Regions from separate parts of the Homo sapiens genome. Here region 1 is linked to region 2. Evidence: read pairs that join two places in POLR2A ChIA-PET (ENCODE). Cell type or tissue: PC-9. All regions are shown on one strand.

Region 1 (5,000 bases), 75 kb after region 2:
ATTTGTGTAAACGTAAGGTTAGAAACATCACATTCTGGGCCGGGTGTGGTGGCTCACAGCTGTAATCCCAGCACTTTGGGAAGCCAAGGTGGGTGGATCACTTGAAGCCAGGAGTTGGAGACCAGCCTGGCCAACATGGTGAAACTCTCTACAAAAAATACAAAATACAAAATACAAAAATTAGCCAGGCGTGGTGACGCATGCCTGTAGTCCCAGCTACTTGGGAGGCTTCGATCACTTGGACCCAGGAGACAGAGGCTGCAATGAGTCTAGATCAAGCCATTACACAAGACCCTGTCAAAAAACAAACAAACAAACAAAAAAACAAACGGGCACAGTGGCTCATGCCTGTAATCCCAGCACTTTGGGAGGCCGACGCGGGCGGATCACAAGGTCAGGAGTTCGACACTCCTGACCAGGAGCCCAGCCAATATGGTGAAGCCCCTGTCTCTACTAAAAATACAAAAATTAGCTGGGCATGGTGGTGTGCACCTATAGTCCCAGCTACTCAGGAGGTTGAAGCAGGAGAATCACTGGAACCTGGGAGGCGGAGGTTGCAGTGAGCTGAGATTGTGCCACTGCACTCCAGCCTGGGCGACAGAGCGAGACTCCACCTAAAAAAAATAAAAATAAAAAAAGAAATATCACCTTCTGGGTCAAGAAGATAATCAGATTCGTTTTACCTTATACCAGAAGCCCTTGCTTCTGTACTGTCCGTCTCCTTGTAAGATGGTCACCCTGGGAAATTGGCAGGATAGCCTGTCCTACCTTGTGAGGGTATTTAAATGACGGCAGACTTGATTTCAGGAGAGTGACCAAAATATAGGTTAGTTTCCTGCTGTCCACATCACAAGAGAGGAGTCTGATGGGAAACAGAACGCAGCCTGCTGGGCTTTACCAGGAAACACACGCTGTTCATCTCTCAGGACCCAGCCTCCTGCCCGTATCCACACACCAGCTCTGCTCAAGTGATCCTCCTGCCTCAGCCTCCAGAGTAGCTGGGATTATAGGTGGGCAACACCGTGCCTGGTTTTTATTTTGCATATATTTGGATATAGTAACTTAGGTTTTAACTGTAGCCTCGGTCAAGCTGTATAACCCCTCTGTGCCTCAGTTTCCTCATCTGTGCAGAAGTGGAGCAGCAACAGAATCTCTGTCAGAGGACTGCTATTGTGGGGATCCAGTGATGAGTGTATCTGAAGCAACAAGGCCACCAAACCACAGCTGCCGCCGGGCACTGGCTGACGCTTTAGGAGTCTCCCAGAGTGGATGATGAGCAAGGGCCATGCTCTACATTTCGTGTGATTTGAAGTTTTTTTAAATCATGTCCCCAAAGCGATATGTTCTCTCACTAGACCCTCCAGAAGAAAAAACAAAACAAAACAGAATCTAATATGTTTAACACCTAACCCCAGGTACCTGTGAACGAGACCTTATTTGAAAATAGGGTTATTGCAGATTTAATTGAGTTACAATGTGGTCATGCTGGAATAGGGCAGGTCTTCAATTAAATATGTCTGGTGTCCTTATAAGAAGAGACACAGAGGCCGGGTGCGGTGGCGAGGTGGCTCACACCTGTAATCCCAACACTTTGGGAGGCCAAGGCGGGTGGATCATCTGAGGTCAGGAGTTCAAGACCAGCCTGGCCAAAATGGTGAAACCCCATCTCTACTAAAAATACAAAAATTAGCCAGGCGTGGTGGCGGGCGCCTGCAATCCCAGCTACTGAGGAGGCTGAGGCAGGAGAATCACTTGAACCTGGGAGGCAGAGGTTGCGGTGAGCCGAGATCGCATCACTGCACTCCAGCCTGGGCAACAAGCACGACACTCCATCTCAAAAAAAAAAAAAAAAAAAAAAAAGAGAGAGAGACACAGAGAGGAAAACGCCAAGTGAAGATACTTTACGCAAGGGCAATGAAACCAAGTGATGACAGAGGCGGATTTGGAGCTCTATGGCTGCAAGCTGAGAAACGCCAAAGACTGCCGGCAGCCACCAGATGCTGGAGAGTGCATGCAGTGGCCAACCCAAGGATTTTGTACCCTCTGGACTATGGAACTGTGAAAAAATGAATTTCTTTTTTTTTTTTTTTGAGACGGAATTTCACTCTGTCGCCCAGGCTGGAGTGCCGTGGCGTGATATCAGCTCACTGCACTCCAAGGTTCAAGCGATTCTCATGCCTCAGCCTCCCGAGTAGCTGGCATTACAGGCATCCACCACCACGCCTGGTTAATTTTTCTGTTTTTAGTAGAGATGGGGTTTCACCATGTTGGCCAGGCTGGTCTCAAACTCCTAAAGTGATCTGCCTGCCTCGGGCTCCCAAAGTGCTGAGATTACAGACATGAGCCACCGTGCCCAGCCAAAAACTAAAACTGAATTTCTGTTGTTTTAAGCCACACAGTTTCTGTTGCTTTGTTAACAATAGCCCTGGGAAACAATGTCTTAGCTGTTTAAATCCTCTAGGGCTGGCAGATAGAGGGCATGTGGTACATATCCATTGAATGAATGAATAAATGAGTAAAGATAAACACAGAGGTAAGGCAAGCAATGGGGAATAAATGATGGGGCAGATGTGGGTGCACACACACACCTGGAGGGGGAGAGCCCACACACACACCTGGAGGGGGACAGAGCACATGCACACCTGGAGGGGGACAGAGCCCACACACATACCTGGAGGGGGACAGAGCACATGCACACCTGGAGGGGGAGAGCCCAAACACACACCTGGAGGGGGACAGAGCACAGACACACCTGGAGGGGAATAGTGCATACCCACACCTGGAGGGGGGACACAGCACATGCACACCTGGAGGGGGACAGTGCCCACACACACCTGGAGGGGGACAGAGCCTACATACACACCTGGAGGGGGACAGAGCACACGCACACCTGGAGGGGAACACTGCACACCCATACCTGGAGGGAGACAGAGCCCACGCACACCTGGAGGGGGAGAGTACATGCACACCTGGAGGGGGACAGAGCCCATGCACACCTGGAGGGGGAGAGTACATGCACACCTGGAGGGGGACAGAGCCCAAGCACACCTGGAGGGGATACAGCCCACGCACACCTGGAGGGGGACAGAGCACACGTACACCTGGAGGGGGAGAGCACAAGCACACCTGGAGGGGGAGAGCACACGCGCACCTGGAGGGGAACACAGCACACGCACACCTGGAGGGGGACAGAGCACACGTACACCTGGAGGGGAGAGCACACGCACACCTGGAGGGGGAGAGCACACACACACCTGGAGGGGGACAGTGCACACGTACACCTGGAGGGGGAGAACACACGCACACCTGGAAGGGGAGAGCACACACACACACATGGATAGGGAGTCACTCGTTCTTTTCTATGAGCATTCAGTCCCCAACTTTGGGTCTAAAAGGTCAGCTGAAACTTGGCTCCTGGAAAATCTATCATGTCGGTATGTCCCAGAGTACAAGGGCTTCCGACTGTCCAAGGAACCAGAAATCTGAATTTTTAGGTGAAATCTTCCATGTTTTTCTTTTCTTTTTTTGAGACGGAGTCTCACACTGGCGCCCAGGCTATAGTGCAATGGCACGATCTTGGCTCACTGCAAGCTCAGCCTCCCGGATTCAAGCGATTCTCCTGCCTCAGCCTCCCGAGTAGCTGGGATTACAGGCACCCGCCACCACGCCCGGCTAATTTTTTGTATTTTTAGTAGAGATGGCGTTTCACCGTGTTAGCCAGGAAGGTCTCAATCTCCTGACCTCCACCCACCTTAGCCTCCCAAAGTGCTGCAATTACAGGTGTGAGCCACAATGCCCGGCCTAAAATCTTTCATATTTTTCAATGCTGTCTTACAAAAGAAGTCCCCACTCTGGGGTCCATTTGCATCTCCAGTGTCTGGCGCCCCCCGGGCAGGATATGCAGTGGCTAATGAAAATCTGTAGCATAAAGGAAAACGCATCCTCACAGGTCTGAAGACAGCACACCTGAGTGGATCTTCTGGGATAGTGTTAGCTATCAGGGTTATGACTTGGATCCTGCCTCCCCTCATGTGAAACTTTCAAAAGCACTGGAGTAAAGGAAATCCAGCTGAGGGAAGAGAGGCAAATCCCTGGGACCCAGATGCACCACACAGGACTATTAGTCCCTAGTCAGGGGGAAGAGCTCTGAAGCTGGGAATCAGGACACCTGACCCCCCAACTGGAGGCAAATCATCTCTCTGAGTCTCGGCTTCCTCGTCCATAAAATGAAGGAATAAAATGTATACTTGCCACCTCCCAAGGTGTGAGGAGGACAGTGAGAGAGCATGGGTGACGAGGCTTTGTCAGCACGGCAAGGCCATTGGCACCTTCCTAATTCTAACAGCCATGATCAGTCTAATGCCACTCCCATCACGTCGCCATTAGACCCGGGGACCACTTCTCCAACACACCCATTGGGGCAGAGATTTTGTTCTTCTTATCCACAGACTATCTAAATTAGGGCAGCTCGAATATCTCAAAAGAAAGCTGCTGAGACTATGCTGACGGGAAGAAGGGTATTTGGGTTCCAACATCATGGGCGTCCCCCAGTTTTAAGGCACAGGACAGTCCTGGGATCAGCAGCTCCTGCAACCCCTGAGAATTTGTCACTGGGGTGCTGTGTGTGTCTTCAATGTGACCAAGACAACACCAATCCAATATTGTAGGGCCTGCTCTGATCCATCCACATTTCTCTGTCATCTGCTACACGTAGGACGCTGCGCAGGCAGAATCAATGCCATTTTGTGTTTTTTTCTTTTTCCAGGAATGGGACAATGCAGGATGGCTGCTGGGTGGGATCACAGCTCCACACTTCGGAGGAGGAAGACTTTGTGTCAGTCTCCAGTGATCCCTCACCTGGACCCCTATCTTTCCTCAAACACCTCTGCTTCCTGCCTCTGTCCCTTTTGGAACTAAAGGCCTGTTCCTCAGCCAAAGTCCAGAATCCTTTCTTCTCAAGCATGAGTCCCCTGCCCTCCAGTTGCTTGGCCCAGTAAGGA
Region 2 (5,000 bases):
GGTTCCGAATTCAAAATATTTTCTTTCTTTTTTTTATTTTTTTGAGACAGAATTTTGCTCTATTGCCTGGGCTGGAGTGCAGTGGCACAATCTCAGCTCACTGCAACCTCCACTTCCTGGGTTCAAGCGATTCTCCTGCCTCAGCCTCCCGAGTATCTGGGATTACAAGCACGCACCACCACACCTGGCTAATTTTTGTATTTTTAGTAGAGATGGGGTTTCGCCATGTTGACCAGGCTGGTCTTGAGCTTCTGACCTCAGGTGATCCATCTGCCTTGGCCTCCCAAAGTGCTGGGATTACAGGCGTGAGCCTCCATGCCCGGCCTCAGGCATTTCTTTGCAGCAATGCAAAAATAGTCTCATGCAGTCCCTATTTGAAATTCTGAAACTTGGGCCTTACAGTCATGGGTGGGTTAGGCACTCCCACCATTTCAGTGGTTTCGTTCCTCTGAGGAAGGGGACAGTTATATATGATGGGGTTGAGAACAGAGAAGACAGCTCTGGTGTCAGTGAGAGCAGGAGTCTCTTCACTCAGCAGTGGATCCACTCCTCCTAATGGGAGAGGAAGGAGAAATAGAAACGCCCCCTTCGGCTCCCCAGAGCAGCTGTTTCTCTTGGGTGGTTTTTCTCTCCTGTTGCCATTTAAGTTGTTTGCAATCTTTTTAAAGGTGACTTTGTTTCTTGCAAGAGAAGCAGACCCCTCTTTGGTCATGTGGGCTTATCTGCATCTTCTTAAGAGGTTGGGTCTGGCAAGTCAGCTGCTGGAGCTGCCTTCGTTGAAAGAAGCGGGTTGACCAGAAGATCTGCAAGAGTGCTGTGGGATTTGCTGAGCCTCTTCCTCTGGCGGAGGAGGGATAGGAGAGATGGTAACCAGAGCATGGAAGGCCTGACAAAAGTGGATGTAGAGGTGTGGGAGGAGGCAACAGGAGAGCAGTGGAAGGAGAAAGAGAAGACATTTTCAAGGTTTTCTTTAGTTGTGAAATTGTTTCTGACAATTTTTTGCTTATCTCCTGGACGGAAGCCATTTTTTCCATACCTCTCTTAGAAGCTTCTACCTACCGTTAAAATAGGACTGCTGTTCAATTTGTCTGGTTCTAAAACCTGCTAATTGTATGCACAAACATATTAACTTAGAAATTTCCAAAGACCCCGATTTTGGCCATTGAAATTTGGGGTCATCCTGAGTCATGTGGGTGCATCTGGCTGGGTGTCCACAGCATGGCGCTCTACAGGGGTGACCCACAAACCCGGCTGGTGCTTCCAAGGGGGATTGCCCCTTAAAGGAAAGCTCAGTTTTTGACAACCATTTTCCCATACTTTTAGAAATTCCTTCTCAAAAGTGATCAAGGCTGGAACAGAGCTTCTGGTTGAAGTGTGCTACTTGCAAGCGTCACTCCCTAAGGTCCCAGTGACACCGTGATTGACTGTCTTATGTGTCTCAGAATCCCTGGTCCCCTTGCAGTGGTAGAGTGCTAAAGGCGCCAGGTGACCAGCCCTTATGTGCACCTTCCAGCTGGGGTCTGTCCTGCAGGGAGGCCCTCTCAGACTGCTACACATCATGGACAAACATCCCAACACCCCCATAAAATCTCTAGTCCCCTGCAGCACCCAGCTGGGTTTGGAGGGAGCAAGTGTCTCTTAACTTCCAGGTGAGAGAACTCACCCTCATGCACCCTTTGGTTTGAAACTAGCAGGAATTGGTCACAATTGAAAAGACGAGTCCAAATTACCAGCAATAGGAAACAGCTACAATTTTAAAATCATGCTATGTAACTTTAGGTCAAAAAAAGTGAAATCACCAGTGCTAGTGAAACCACCTTTGCAAAAAAGATAACAATGAGGAAATTATGATGGTGAAAGAGATCTGACCTAACCAGCTCCATCTTACCTTTCACCTCCAAGCTGCCCTTGTTCATTCCTGAGTGTAGGCCAAAGGAGGAAGGGAGGGATTTATAGCTTAATGTTGAAGCAAAGATAACAGCCTCTCCCCAAAACAAACCCTCTCCTTGCCTGGGGATCAGACAGCCTTTGTAGAACTAACAAATGAGCCACAGATGAGAAATTTTGGCTCAGGAGTCACGCGGCCAGAGGCCACAAGATTCCTCACCTCCCCAGTTGCCCCCATAGGTAACGTTACTATTATGAAACCTAAGGTTGGTGTTTGAGGTGTTTTTCAGACCCTGCATTCTGATGGGTCAGCTGAGGCTACACTGACTGGTGAACTGGCTCATCTCGTCTTATGATCCCCACTCAAGAACCAACTCAGCCCAAGAGGACAGCTTCGACTCCCGGCGGTTTCATCCCCGACCCAAGCAGTCAGCACTCCCACTTCCCATCCTCCTGCCCACCAAACTATCTTTAAAAAAATCCTAAACTTTGAATTTTCAGGGAGGCTGATTTGAGTAGCAATAAAACTTTAGTTTCCTGTTTAGCCGATGACAACATGTATTAAACTGTTTTTATTTATTTATTTATTTATTTATTTATGAGATAGAGTTTCACTCTTGTTGCCCAGGCTGGAGTGCAATGGCGTGATCTCGGCTCATGACAACCTCTGTCTCCTGGGTTCAAGTGATTTTCCTGCCTCAGCCTCCCGAGTAGCTGGGATTACAAGCATGCGCCACCATGCCTGGCTAATTTTGTATTTTTAGTAGAGATGGGGTTTCTCCATGTTGGTCAGGCTGGTCTCAAACTCCCGACCTCAGGTGATCTGCCCCCCTCAGCCTCCCAAAGTGCTGGGATTACAGGCATGAGCCACTGTGCCCGGCCTTAAACTCTTTCTTTCTCTGTTGCAATTCCCTGTCTTGATAAATTGGCTTCCTCTGAACAGTGGGCAAGAGGAACCCATTGGGCAGTTACACTAGACTCCAACACTGTAACCCAAAACGCTGCCATGAGGCTGAGGAGAAGACAGACATTCTCTGCAGAGCTTTTGCCTAAATCTCCTGTCCAGAGACAGAGACAGAAGCCCTCACTCTTGCAGGAAAGAAAGGATTTGGAAAACAGCCCAAATAAAGTTTCAACTTCTTCACAACAGCCAAAATTTGGAAGCAACCTACATGTCCATCAACAGAGGTACTTACACAATGGAGTACTATTCAGCCATAAAAAAGAATGAGATCCTGTCATTTTCAAAAACATGGATGGACTAGAAGTCATTATGATAAATGAAATAACCCAGTCTCAGAAAGACAAACATCGCGTGTTCTCATTTATTTGTGGGATCTAAAAGTCAAAACAATTGAACTCGTGGAGACAGAGAGTAGAAGGATGATTACCAGAGGCTAAGAAGGGTAGTGGGAGGGTGAAGGGGAGGTGGGTTCATGGATACAAAACAAATAGTTAGAAAGAATGAATAAGACCTAGTATTTGATAGCACAAAAGGGGGACTATAGTCAATAATAATTTAATTTTACATTTTAAAATAACAAAAAGAGTATAATTGAATTGTTTGTAACATAAAGTATAAATGCTTGTGGGACTGGATACCCCATTTTCCATGATAAGATTATTACATGTTGCATGTCTGTGTCAAAACATCTTATGTTCTGCATAAATATATACACCTATATGTCCACAAAAAATAAAAATTAAAAATTAGAAAAAGATCTAGACCTCAACCAAAAGGAAGGGAGGTCTGAATTCAGGACTCAACCTTTGCACGCAAGGAAACCTCTGGAGTCAGAGGAACACAGAGTGTTTATACTGGTTCGGATTGCTGAGTGTGAGAGGGAATGCCAGTTGGCTGCAAGGGAGGAATAGAGCTGAATCCTCCAGACAACACCAGAAATGCCAACCAAAATTAAGAAACTGAGGCCCCAGGCACGGTGGCTCATGCCTGTAATCCCAGCACTTTGGGAGGCCAAGGCAGGAGGATCACCTGAGGTCAGGAGTTCAAGACCAGCCTGGCCAACATGGTGAAATCCCGTCTCTACTAAAAATACAAAAATTAGCCAGGCATGGTGGCGGGCACCTATAATCCCAGCTACTCGGGCGGCTGAGGCAAGAGAATCACCTGAACCTGGGGGGCGGAGGTTGCAGTGAGGCAAGATCGCGCCACTGCACTCCAGCCTGGGCGACAGAATGAAACTTTGTAAAAAAAAAAAAAGAAAGAAAGAGAGAGAGAAAGAGGGAAAGAGAGAGAGAGAGAGAAAGAGAGAAAGAGAGAAAGAAAGAAAGAAAAGAAAGAAAGAAAGAAAGAAAGAAAGAAAGAAAGAAAGAAAGAAAGAAAGAAAGAAAAGAAAGAAAGAAAGAAAAGGTATCCCATGGTAATCCCATGGTGAGATCCTATGGTGAGATCATAGCTCACTGCAGCCTGGAACTCCTGGGCTCAAGTGATCCTCCCACCTCTGCCTCTAGTCCTAGTCTTTGAGTAGCTAGGACTGTAGGTGCATGCCACTATGCCTGGCTTTTTTTTTTTTTTAATAGAGATAGGGTCTCACTCTGTTACACAGGCTAGAGGGCAGTGGTATGATCACAGCTAACTGCAGCCTGGAACTCCTGGGCTCAAGCCCTCCTCCCAATCCTTGGCCTCACAAAGCACCGGGATTACGTGTGCGAGCCGCCAAACTCAGCCACAAGTCAGTATTTAAAGGAAAAATGGGGCAGTTCCTAAGTTGTTTACCAAAAATTTTTATTGTTTCATTAAAATAACCTATTGATTTATTAGACATCGTTCTTTGTATCACAAATTCCAGGAGCATGAAGATAATGGGTGAGGCTCACATTGTGCAACTTGTGGTAATATTTTAGGTAATTTATTAGCTAGCCTGGAAACTACAGGGAAGGAAAGAAAAAAACAAAGCCCTTAAACAGTTACCCCTGGGCATGGCTGCGGGGGTGTGACTGAGGTCCCATGCTCCTGTCCCTCTGGACCTGATACATTTTGCAGACCCCCCCCCATTCCTCAGGCTGTTCTGAGCCACTTTTCTTTATCAGTTGACAAGGATGCACACCCATGTACTCTTTGTGTCTGGCTTATTCACTCACAATTAAACTTA

What was found. Peaks named below come from ENCODE experiments on the same cell type or tissue, not always from the same donor. Only the 100,000 strongest peaks of a DNase experiment are listed, where the experiment ranks them.
Region 1: POLR2A ChIA-PET joins it to region 2 with 5 read pairs; 5 of 35 experiments call an interaction of 5 or more read pairs at or near these places.

The regions. Positions count from the first base shown.
Region 1 is chr14:103,323,877-103,328,876 of GRCh38, forward strand. No RefSeq gene overlaps it. Among named protein-coding and RNA genes, the nearest start is that of EIF5, 7.9 kb to the right of the region's middle. In PC-9, no CTCF peak of the experiment used is centred here; no DNase peak of the experiment used is centred here.
Region 2 is chr14:103,249,169-103,254,168 of GRCh38, forward strand. No RefSeq gene overlaps it. Among named protein-coding and RNA genes, the nearest start is that of LINC00605, 63 kb to the left of the region's middle. In PC-9, no CTCF peak of the experiment used is centred here; DNase peaks (open chromatin) are centred at 1,923 and 4,673; H3K4me3 peaks cover 806 bases; H3K27ac peaks cover 4,321 bases.